2 separate regions of the Homo sapiens genome follow, and region 1 is linked to region 2. The links are chromatin loops, found by intact Hi-C in ENCODE. Cell type or tissue: psoas muscle. All regions are shown on one strand. Each heading gives the region's core, and the rest is flanking DNA. Links, peaks and the distances in the headings are about the cores only.

Evidence for each region. Peaks named below come from ENCODE experiments on the same cell type or tissue, not always from the same donor. Only the 100,000 strongest peaks of a DNase experiment are listed, where the experiment ranks them.
Region 1: it touches region 2 in a loop (2.2-fold over the local background); 12 of 110 quality-filtered maps call a loop at or near these places.

Annotation. Positions count from the first base shown.
Region 1 is chr17:59,692,255-59,697,589 of GRCh38, reverse strand. CLTC (clathrin heavy chain) reads right to left here. Exons shown (of 32, transcript NM_004859.4): 32 at 634-3,862. The coding sequence ends at 3,738. PTRH2 (peptidyl-tRNA hydrolase 2) reads left to right here. Exons shown (of 2, transcript NM_016077.5): 2 at 1-282. The coding sequence ends at 151. Among named protein-coding and RNA genes, the nearest start is that of PTRH2, 13 kb to the left of the region's middle. RefSeq lists an enhancer at 839-888. In psoas muscle, for the core only: no CTCF peak of the experiment used is centred there; no DNase peak of the experiment used is centred there.
Region 2 is chr17:59,642,183-59,647,566 of GRCh38, reverse strand. It overlaps CLTC (clathrin heavy chain), which reads right to left. Exons shown (of 32, transcript NM_004859.4): 2 at 3,084-3,291; 3 at 1-169. Among named protein-coding and RNA genes, the nearest start is that of CLTC, 25 kb to the right of the region's middle. RefSeq lists a silencer at 5,226-5,305. In psoas muscle, for the core only: no CTCF peak of the experiment used is centred there; no DNase peak of the experiment used is centred there; H3K4me3 peaks cover 830 bases; H3K27ac peaks cover 2,188 bases.

The sequences.
Region 1 (5,335 bases), core at 1-5,000, 50 kb before region 2:
GGCCCATGCAAAAATGCTGGGACTGACTGTAAGTTTAATTCAAGATGCTGGACGTACTCAGATTGCACCAGGCTCTCAAACTGTCCTAGGGATTGGGCCAGGACCAGCAGACCTAATTGACAAAGTCACTGGTCACCTAAAACTTTACTAGGTGGACTTTGATATGACAACAACCCCTCCATCACAAGTGTTTGAAGCCTGTCAGATTCTAACAACAAAAGCTGAATTTCTTCACCCAACTTAAATGTTCTTGAGATGAAAATAAAACCTATTCCCATGTTCTATGGTTGGCAGTTGTCATCTTGGGCTTAAAAACAGTACTGTTGGTTAAATGGTCTTGGTGGTTCAAGTGAGAGGCTGAAACAGATATTTAAGATGAGAGAAACAGGTCATGATACAATTGGATTAAAATGGAGGAAACAGCATTTCCCTATACATGGTTAGGTCCCTTTGTGTTGGTAGCCCTTCCCCAAGACTATGCTGCTGTCCCCCTGGAGGTCGAGGTTCAAGGGTATTCCCACTAGAGGCAAGCTGCAGTTTGTTCCCCTGCTGTCACTTTTTGGGTGACTGATACAGCCACCCTCAATGGAGTCCCATGGTTTATAACCTGTTTAAATTTTGTCTCCAGGTTGAGTTTTATAGCATTGATACAACCTACTGTGCAGTGTTTCATGTTCACCTTCCCTGACCCATACTGGCCAAAGGTTAATCAGCAGTGGTTCTAAATCACAGCCTATTAAAGTTTCTCACTTCCCCCCTTTCTTGTAACAATGAAGCCACTGAAACTTGAGTAACCTTATGGACCTTAACAGATGGAAATGGGTGGGCCCAAGTAAGAATTTATGGTAACTGTAAAGTGAACGTAGTTTGTCATCCCTGCTAGTATTTTTTCCTAGAACTAACTTTGACAATTAAGGGTGCCTTTTTTCCCTTTTGATCTTTAGATACACTTGATACAATCCTAATAATTACTATGTTATACCAGTTACCCAGAATATGAGGCAGAGGGTCCCAACTCCCCAAGCCACATAGCTTCCTGATAGTCATCTTGTTAGAAACTATTTAAGCCTTCTTTTAGGAGGATACTGACAGTAATTTCTAAAATCAGTGTATCCCCAAGAACTGTAATGATGCCAGGGAGAATTTTGGTAATAGGCCCATTTTAAGTGGCTCCACCTCTCTATGGTTAACTGCAATATAAGCAGCGTTATAGCACCATCTCAAGGTCTAAGGTCATTGGTGGAGTATTGTGGGCAGAACACTAAAGACAGCCTTGAAATTTCTAATATTTGATTCATTTAATACACTTCGCACAGGCATATGACAGCACAGGAGAAAAATTGCAACTGTGAATGATGCCACAATAGCAACTATTTCTAAACAGAATGTTTACTGGCTGCAAAAGTGATGCAACAAAATGCAACGTTAAGACTGAGTTGAACTCAGTGCTAAGTGCATGATTCTGGCTCAGGTAATTTCTGAGGTTTGCCTCAGATAGACTGATGGCTCCAAATTCAAAGGTAGTGGCATTCCCAACAGGATGGCATGGGGTGGCTAAGTAACTGTCATGGCATATCTACTAAAAGGAATACTATGAAAATTCTGGTAATTGTGGATATATGCTTGTTTTCTAGTTCATCTGTACTTGGTATTTTATAGAACTCATAATCTTATAGTTTTCAAAGTATACTCTGCAGAACCCACAGGGTCTCCACAGAGTCAATGTTTTCATAATACTATTATTATTTTTTTTTTCTCTGTGTTGATATTTGCACTGAGGGTGCAAAAGCAGTGGTGGGGAAAACTGATGGCACCTCCCACAAATCAAAGCAGGGGCACCATTGTATTCTTCACTGACCTGCACTCACATTAAACACTTTCACTTAATGTCCTGGATGAAACTAAATAGGTTTTTTTGTTTTTTGAGACAAGAGTCTCATTCTGTCACCCAGGATGGAGTGCAGTGACGTGATCTTGGCTCACTACAACCTTTGCCTCACAGGTTCAAGTGATTCTCATGCCTCAGCCTCCTGCCTCCTGAGTAGCAGCTAGGATCTTATAGGCATCCACCATCACACCTGGCTGATTTTTTATTTTTAGTAGAGATGGAGTCACCATGTTGGTCAGGCTTGTCTCGAACTCCTGGCCTCAAGCAATCCGCCTGCCTCAGCCTCCCAAAGTGCTGGGATTACAGGCATGAGCCACCACACCTGGTGGGACAGGGATTTTAAGTTTTAAAAAACTCTTCTGTGGAGCTTATGTTAGGTAATTTGCCTAAGAGAGTTGTAAAGCAGTGCAAGACTAACTAGGCAAGGGGGTATGTGTAGCTATTGAGGATTAAGGGATAGTGAAATGAACTTTAGGAACATTCTCAGCCATAAGCAAGAGCTGGATTCACACAACCAATTTTTGAAAAAAATCAAGATACCCATAATTTGGGCACCTTTATAATTCATGATGAGAAAGAGCATGTTAACTACATGTTTAAATATATTTTATTTCAAGTTAATATAACAGCCATGATTTGTTCATTTAAGTGAAATGCTTCGATAAAAACCTCGGTGTCACTTGGTTAAAATATTGGAGACAGATTAAATGTTAAGCCACTATAGTAGTGACTCTGGTTCTTTAGACTATTGCATGTACCTTGTTAATGAACTACAGGAATGCACATTGATATAATGCACAATGTCTTCACATGTCTCAATCCTCATTCCTCTTCCTTTCATGCCTCCCTAATGCCTCAGTATCCAATATAAAACTACAAAAACTACTGTTCTTTTCGTTTGAGTGGTATTTAATTAAAACTTCAATTCTATGTTATTTCCACAGTCCAGTAATTTATTTTAAATTTGAGTAATTTCAAATTCCACAAACAAAACTGAAGAACAGCAATATTTTGTTTGAATTTCTCTCTTCTGTACACTCAGTGATCTAAAACACCACAATATCCAACATACACAAACCTCAGGGAAGGGTTAGTAAACACACACAAGATTGGAATCATGGTGCTCTTTGCTCCTGAATGGAATGGTCCCACAGAAAAAGCACAGGATACAGCACAACATAAGGGCACCTGTTACATATGAAGTGAGCAAAACATACTAGCATTTTCTATATGCATAATGGGGAAACCTGCATAGGTTAGAGGGCCTTTTACGCTCATTTAAAAATCAGGCAAGTTGTCTGTAACATTTTTCAATAATCTGGGAAGCACTGCAATCCAGTGTACGATGTGCTGATTAGTGTTGTCTTTGTTGGCACTGACAGTCTTGCATGGTCATATGCCAGTGTTTTTGCTTTAGCTTTTCTTTGAATAAAACAGATTTAAATGCATTTAGACAATACGTATTTGTAAGCTGTTTACATACACTAAATTTAAGAGATTCAATATTAGAGTTTCTTTGTTTCTTTAAACACTACAGAGTGCAAATCAGGTTCTTCACAACAGATTGAATATTGAGCAGTTCTTTAAAGAAAGAGGGGGAAGAAAAAAAGCCCAAGTGAATAAAACATTGAAACTATTCCCCTTCGAAAATAAATTCTAAAATGATGTGGAATGTGAAATAAGGTTTTAACATAGGTGATCCAAGTTTATAGTTAGAAACAAAAAGAAGTCCTTCATGAAATAAAGGTTACAAGAACACGTTGCCTGTTTTCCCCCATTATAAACTGAGAAGTGGGTAAAGACGATGTTTCAGTACGAAAATAGGTGACTACAGGATCAGCGCTTCATCTCACATGCTGTACCCAAAGCCAGGCTGTGGCTGTCCATACGGTGGTGCGGTATAACCATAACCAAAAGGTGCCTGGGGAGGGACGGCAACACTGGGTCCTGCTGTCAGCATCAACTGGGGCTGACCTACAGTAGAAGAAAACAAAAAGGAGCAGGGGGCAGGGGCAAGGAGGCAGGACAAACTGTTAGCATTTAGAACACTCCAATCTCCTCCACTCTAGCAACATAATCTCAACCTCAAATGAGTTGTATGGGGGGCACATTTGATTGCTACAATTTTAGCATGACAGTCTTACTCTAAGAAGGTTCCTACCTAAAAAGCCAACAAACAGTGCAGGGCCAAAGGCCAGAACTGCTTATGACTGAACACCGTATGCCTGACACTCTGTATACTTGACACATACCTACATGCATATTACACTTCATGACACAATAAAATCAGCACAATAAAAGAATTTTTTAAAAGACTTTTTAAAAAAAAAAAAAAAAAAAAGAATCTGGCTCTGTTGCCTAGGCTGGAGTGCAGTTGTGTAATCTCGGCTCACTGAAACCTCTGCCTCCTGGGTTCAAGTGATTCTCGTGCCTCAGCCTCCCGAGTAGCTGGGATTATGGGTGTGCGCCACCATGTCCAGCTAATTTTTGTATTTTTAGTAGAGACAGGGTTTTGCCACGTTGGCCAGGCTGGTATTGAACTCCTGGCCACAAGTGATCAGCCCATCTTGCCCTCCCAAAGTGCTGGGATTATAGGTGTGAGCCACCATGCTTGGTCTAAATGACATGTTTTTAACATAACTTTTAGAGTTACATTTAAATTTCTGATTTAAACATGTCTAAATGGCAATGAAACCAAATTCATTTATAGAAGATCCAGTACTAATTTAGAGACAGCAGTTAAATTAAAAATAAGACACATTTGGGCCGGGCGCGGTGGCTCACGCCTGTAATCCCAGCACCGTGGGAGGCCGAGGAGGGTGGATCATTAGGTCAGGAGTTGGACACCAGCGTGGCCGATATGGTGAAACCCCGTCTCTACTAAAAATACAAAAAAAATTAGCCGGGCGTGGTGGTGCATGCTTATAATCCCAGCTACTCAGCAGGTTGAGGCAGGAGAATCACTTGAACCCAGGAGGCAAAGGTTGCAGTGAGCCGAGATCACGCCACTGCACTCCAGCCTGGGTGACAGACGAGACCCCATCTTGGGGGAAAAAAAAAGACATATTCAGACATTCTTTAGGTATGAAATACATTAGAACATACACCCTCTATCAAATACTATGTTGACACTCTTTCTTATAAAGTTTAAATAGTTGTTGGCCATATACAGAAAACATGACCTGTAGAGAACTTGGCTTAGAGAGCGAAAACAAGTAACACCTCTCTCTACCCCTACAAAAGTATTTTTAACATCCCACTACAGTGTAAACCTAGATCAAGATTTCTCCTACACAAAGGACTTCATGTCTTTGCTTTTTGTGGTTAACAACCAAAGCTGTCTTCAGCAAACAAATTATTATTGGAAACCAGTTTATTATTATTTTTTGAGACGGAGTCTCGCTCTGTCGCCCAGGGAATGCAGTGGTGCAATTTTGGCTCACTGCA
Region 2 (5,384 bases), core at 334-5,333:
TTCACTGGCTGAGACTCTCCTTCCATACTCCAGTGATAAACTGCATTATCCGTAACAAGAGCAACCGTATTCAAAGAGATCCATTTCCAAAAGGTGACATCATCAGTCATGGTATGAGCCTTCATTTTACTTTTCATTTCAATGTTAAAAATCTGAAGAGTTTTCCCAGCTAAAAACAAAATCAAGAATTATAAATCATTAAAAGAGTAAAGTTTAGAATGAATACCTACCTAGACTAGCTCTGTCACTTCCAAACAAAAATAGTTCTATTACGAGACGAGTTGCATCGATACAGCAGCAACCATTAAAGAGGTAACAGCTAAGACTAAGCAAACAATCTACATCTACGTTTTAAGCAAAAACTACATTACCTCTAATAAACACACTTTAAACAGATAGTATGACTTCCATGGAATTCTAAATCCCAACTGAAAATAAGCCTAATGAATAGTTTTCTTAACAATAATTGAAAACAAAGCTGTCACCTTCATACTTGTAATTAAGTATGTTTACTTTACACATAAACTTAGTTGCATGTACACAAGACAAAGCAACTCTGATAACAAACACATGGGGGAAAGAAAATGTATTTTTTTAAAGGCAGTCATCTCTCATCTAAATAAATCTTGTGGAAACTGCTTTTTAAAAAGAGGATCTGCTTCAATTCTGTCTTGTTGCCACTAGCACGTAAGAGAAGTGCCTGCTACATTTAACCGGCTTAAGATAACAAAGGGAAGGTAGAGGTGCTGGAGGAAAGGAGAGGGAGACAAAGGAAGAGGATAGTTTCAGATGCTGTTAATATACTGGAGATAAGAACAAAGTGCAAGCTTCATCCAATTAAGAAAGCAAGCATTTAGTTAAAAAAGGATGAAATTTGCCTTGAGTGTTAAGAGTCCACTGAGTCAGATGCAAAGGCTTGTACTTGTAGTTTGAAATCCATCAGTTCAAAATGTGATTTGGTATAAATTAATAGAGGCCAAAGCCTACAACTATCACTAGGCTATCAAGATTAGTCTTTAAAGACTAAGAAAAACACCATTCCTGAGACACAGAGAATCTGGCTCCTGAAGGACCAAAATTTTAAGATTCGGGTGCTGGGGGGACAAAGAAGGGGGGCAAAACATACAGCTTTGTACTACAACCCTCCGTAACACATGTGCAAAAATTTCTTTCATAAAATGAAGAATGTTATTCCCATCCCACACAGTATGTAAACCACAACCAGACTTGAAAAATTGTGAGAGTTACAGTCCTGTTTATAAAAAGAAGCCAAGGGGTTCAAAACTGGCTTCAGAGGGAAGCAGTATTTTGGAATGACTTACTTTCCTTTGCTGCCTTCCTCAACTCCCAGATTATTAGGGGTTGGAATATATACATAAGTGGGGTGGTCTTGGGGAGGGGGACAAGGGATGACAGCTTGACTCCATAGTGCAGACATATAGGGACAAATCTATGATGTTATTGTACAATGCTCCGAAAATCTTTTCAATTTATTCTTTTTATAGAACAGGACAATAACTAATACAATCTAATTTAAGATAACTCACCATCTGCACACATAAGAAAGCATTAAGAAATGTGATAAGATAACAATAACATTAAAAATAGAAAAGAATTTTGGCAAAATTAAAATGATGGCCTTTTAATAGAGAGGCATGGGAATTGCTAAGGACCTGAATTTAAATTCTTTAAAGAGTCTGAAGGAAGCTTAATACCCTAAATAGAAGTAATAGAAGTAAAACACTTACTGTCACAAAACATCTGGTCCTATGTGAAAGCTGGACCATTTTTCCTCGAGATGAGATGAGTTTCTATCTTAGATATGTGATAGTGACTTATTTGTTTGAATATCCTAGTCCTACCCAACCCTATTCACTCTCCAACTAGTATTATTACTATATACAAAGTTTAAATCATGTAAAGAAAAGTCAAAGTTCAGCACCTCTAATAACTTAGTCACAAATTTATCAACAAATTACTGCGAACTTGAACTCTTCTTTCTTCTATCAAAATGAAAAACAAAGCAGGCAATCGAATGCCTTTTTAAGAGTCAGTTTGTCACCGAGCCCTCTTAAAAACATCTGTTTTAAAGGGTCAATTAGTCTCATTCTAAAGTTCAAAGGAATACAGCTTCCGTGACAGTCTAAGAGTCTTTGAACTCTGTTTAGACTTAAGCTGCACAGTTCCCTTGTTGGGACAATTAAAAAGTTAGTCTGAATAAACTCAAATACCCTTCACTCAAGAGCTTTAATATCCACCTAAATACAAACACACTTTAAACAATTACTGTAAATTCAAGCCATTTCTAGAACCCAATAATCTAAGTGAAACACAAGCCCGAAGTATAAAAAAAAAAGCACAGAATCAAAGGCAAGTTTATCATCATAACAAAATTCTGCAATGTTTAGGTGCTAATATTAGTAAAGTATGTTCTATTCCAGAATATGAATCACTAATTTCTTTCCTCTGTAGAGAGATATGTTTAGCACAGTTTTATACCAGATACAAAATTTAAATGCATTTATTCTAAAACTTAAAATTATTCTAAGTAGATATATGTTAAGACATTCCACAGATACATTCCAAGTAAAAGTAATTAAAGTGGTTTAAATCAAGTTCGGTATTAGCAGATCTATTTTCTTTAACCAAACTTAATCAATATACTTAAAAAGGTAAACCCTAGTTATTGTACTTGCATAAATACATAGGAAGAGCTGGCTGGGCGTGGTGGCTCACGCCTGTAATCTCAGCACTCTGGGAGGCCGAGGCAGGCGGATCATGAGGTTAGGAGTTCGAGACCAGCCTGGCCAACATAGTGAAACCCCATCTCTACTAAAAATACAAAAAAACTAGCTGGTTGTGGTGGCAGGCACCTGTAATTCCAGCAACTCGGGAGGCTGAGGCAAGAGAATCGCTTGAACCTGGGGGGTGGAGATTGCAGTGAGCCAAGATCGTGCCATTGCACTCCAGCCTGGGTGACAAGAGTAAAACTCCGTCTCAAAAACAAACAAACAAACAAAAAAAAAACAAAAAAAAACAAAAACATAGGAAGAGTTTTAAGGAAAACCCACATTCTTTTATACCTTTCAGTGCAATTACTTTGCTAGCTGGATTCATGATGGCGCTGTCTGCTGAAATTGGTCTTCGAATTGGATTACTTGGGTCATTCATATCAATGATTACCACCTGGGCCTGCTCTCCTACTTTTTCTCTAATGCAGATGAATTTGTCAGACTCCATAGTCAGGGTACTGAAGCCAATGTTTGCTGGGTTGATACCCAGGTTCTGGAGCTAGAAAAAATAATAAGAAACCATGTTACCAAGTGGATTCCAAAGACTTGACATTCATATATGCTCATCAACACAAATCCTCACTTAACATTAATGCTTCAAGGTCACAATAACATCTACATTATGTTAATTAAAGAGAGACTATTAATAGCCAAGTATTGGACCTTCTCTTCTTCAAACAAACATGCCATTCAACTGTTTCAAATAAGAGGCAGAACAAATACAGATGAAGTTAAAGGAAAGAGCAACATCTGCAAGGTAGCATGCATGGTTCAAGGGATTTGAGGTAATTGAGTTTCTTGATTTATTTTAAGACCTTGGAACTATTGGACCAGTCCTCTCTCACCCCCCTTAACATGTAGCAGTTATTTGTTCACGCTTCAAGAAGCTGAAAAATTAAGTTACAAGCATAAAAAGATCTAAAATGTCACAGAATTCTTGATCTAAATAAAGGAACTTGAATAGCAAGAGCAAACAAGTTCTAATTCTGTGCAAAAAGTGCCAAAACAAAGATATGTAAGAGGGATCTTGTCAAAGGCTACACAGCTAAAGCAATGTGTTCAAAGGAGGCAGGCGAGAGAATTCTCAACAGAAAGAGCATGTGGTAAAGCACAGAGACGTAAAAGTGTGGTTGGCTAAGGGAACTACAAGTACTTTTGTAACACTATAGGATTGAGGGAGTACACAATTAAGGTTAGAGAAATGAGCAAGGGCCAGACCAACAAGCTAAACATACCTCAGTAAGAATCCTGAGTTTATTCTACAGGCGAAGGGAGCTACTTAAGGATTTTAACAAGGAAAATAATGGAATTAGATTTGCTTTGTGTACTCAGAAAATACTAAAGTATCTGCTAAACAAATATAGTGGATCTAAAGATGGTAGGTCTTTGCAAACCAATTAAGTATGTAAGAACAAAAGTCACTTGTTACTAGGAAGAAATCTCTACCATAGTGGGTTATTAATACTCTGGGTGACTAACTATGTTGTAACAGATTAAGTCCTACTAAAAGAAGCTACATGGAGGCTTTATTTTATTAGCCTTGGCCAGACTAGTTTTATCCCCCTTTCCTCCAAAGGTAATATAATAAATTCGCATGGTACAAAATACACACACACACACACACACACACACACACACACACCCCAGAAAAGAAAAAGCATGGAAAAAAAAAAATCAAGTCTTTCTGTCACCCTTGTCCTCTAGCAATACAGTTTTCCTCCACAAACACCACCACTGTCACTATTATCTTATGGACTAAACCAGCCAAGTTAACTGTATTTTATTTAAATTCTCTTCTGAAACTCTTCTGCTAATAGTGCTTAAACATAACCAGGCCAGGCTCTGAATAAGATATAACATAAGACTACAAGGCTACATTTTACTTTCTCTTCACTCTTCTATCTCAATTACTACTGGTATTAAGTTATTAATGTTATAACTCAGTTATAAAGTGTAGTTACAGTAACTCAGTCACTGAATATAGGGGCAAGAAGTCAAACAACTCTCTAACCATTAATACAAACATCGTAATAAAGTAGATTAACCTGCTTTACAAGCTCAAGTATATGCTGTAATGCAAGGCAAATACACTAGCTTTAAAGTATGTAACTTATAATGTATTTAGTTATAGTAAAGCCTTATAAACCATTAATTTTAACTTCTTCCTGACTTTAACTTTTCTTTTGAGACAGGATCTCACATCTATTTTTCTGAGTAGAGGGTCCTTAGACTCCTTAAGTTTAATTGATAATTATCCTTTCCGATAATTGGAGAAAACATTCCAGTGGGCTCATAAAGTTCATAGAGCTATATACCTAAAAGCAGTAAGTTATGCTGTAAGAATCCTAAGCTACCCTGTAAGAATTCTATGTTTCTAAGTCTCTACCAAGCCTTCATCTAAGGCACTGAGTTTCACCTGTCACAGCTTAAGTCCCACAGTGTTTGAGGAAGTCGGAGTAAAAATAGTGTTAGTCAAATAGTGAAATTAAATTCAAAACCACAAAAGGAAGCAAACCACAGACACTACTAACTGAACCCCAAGTGATTCTAACAGATTCCTTCCTACTTCTCAACTTCAGAGGCAGGTGGAAG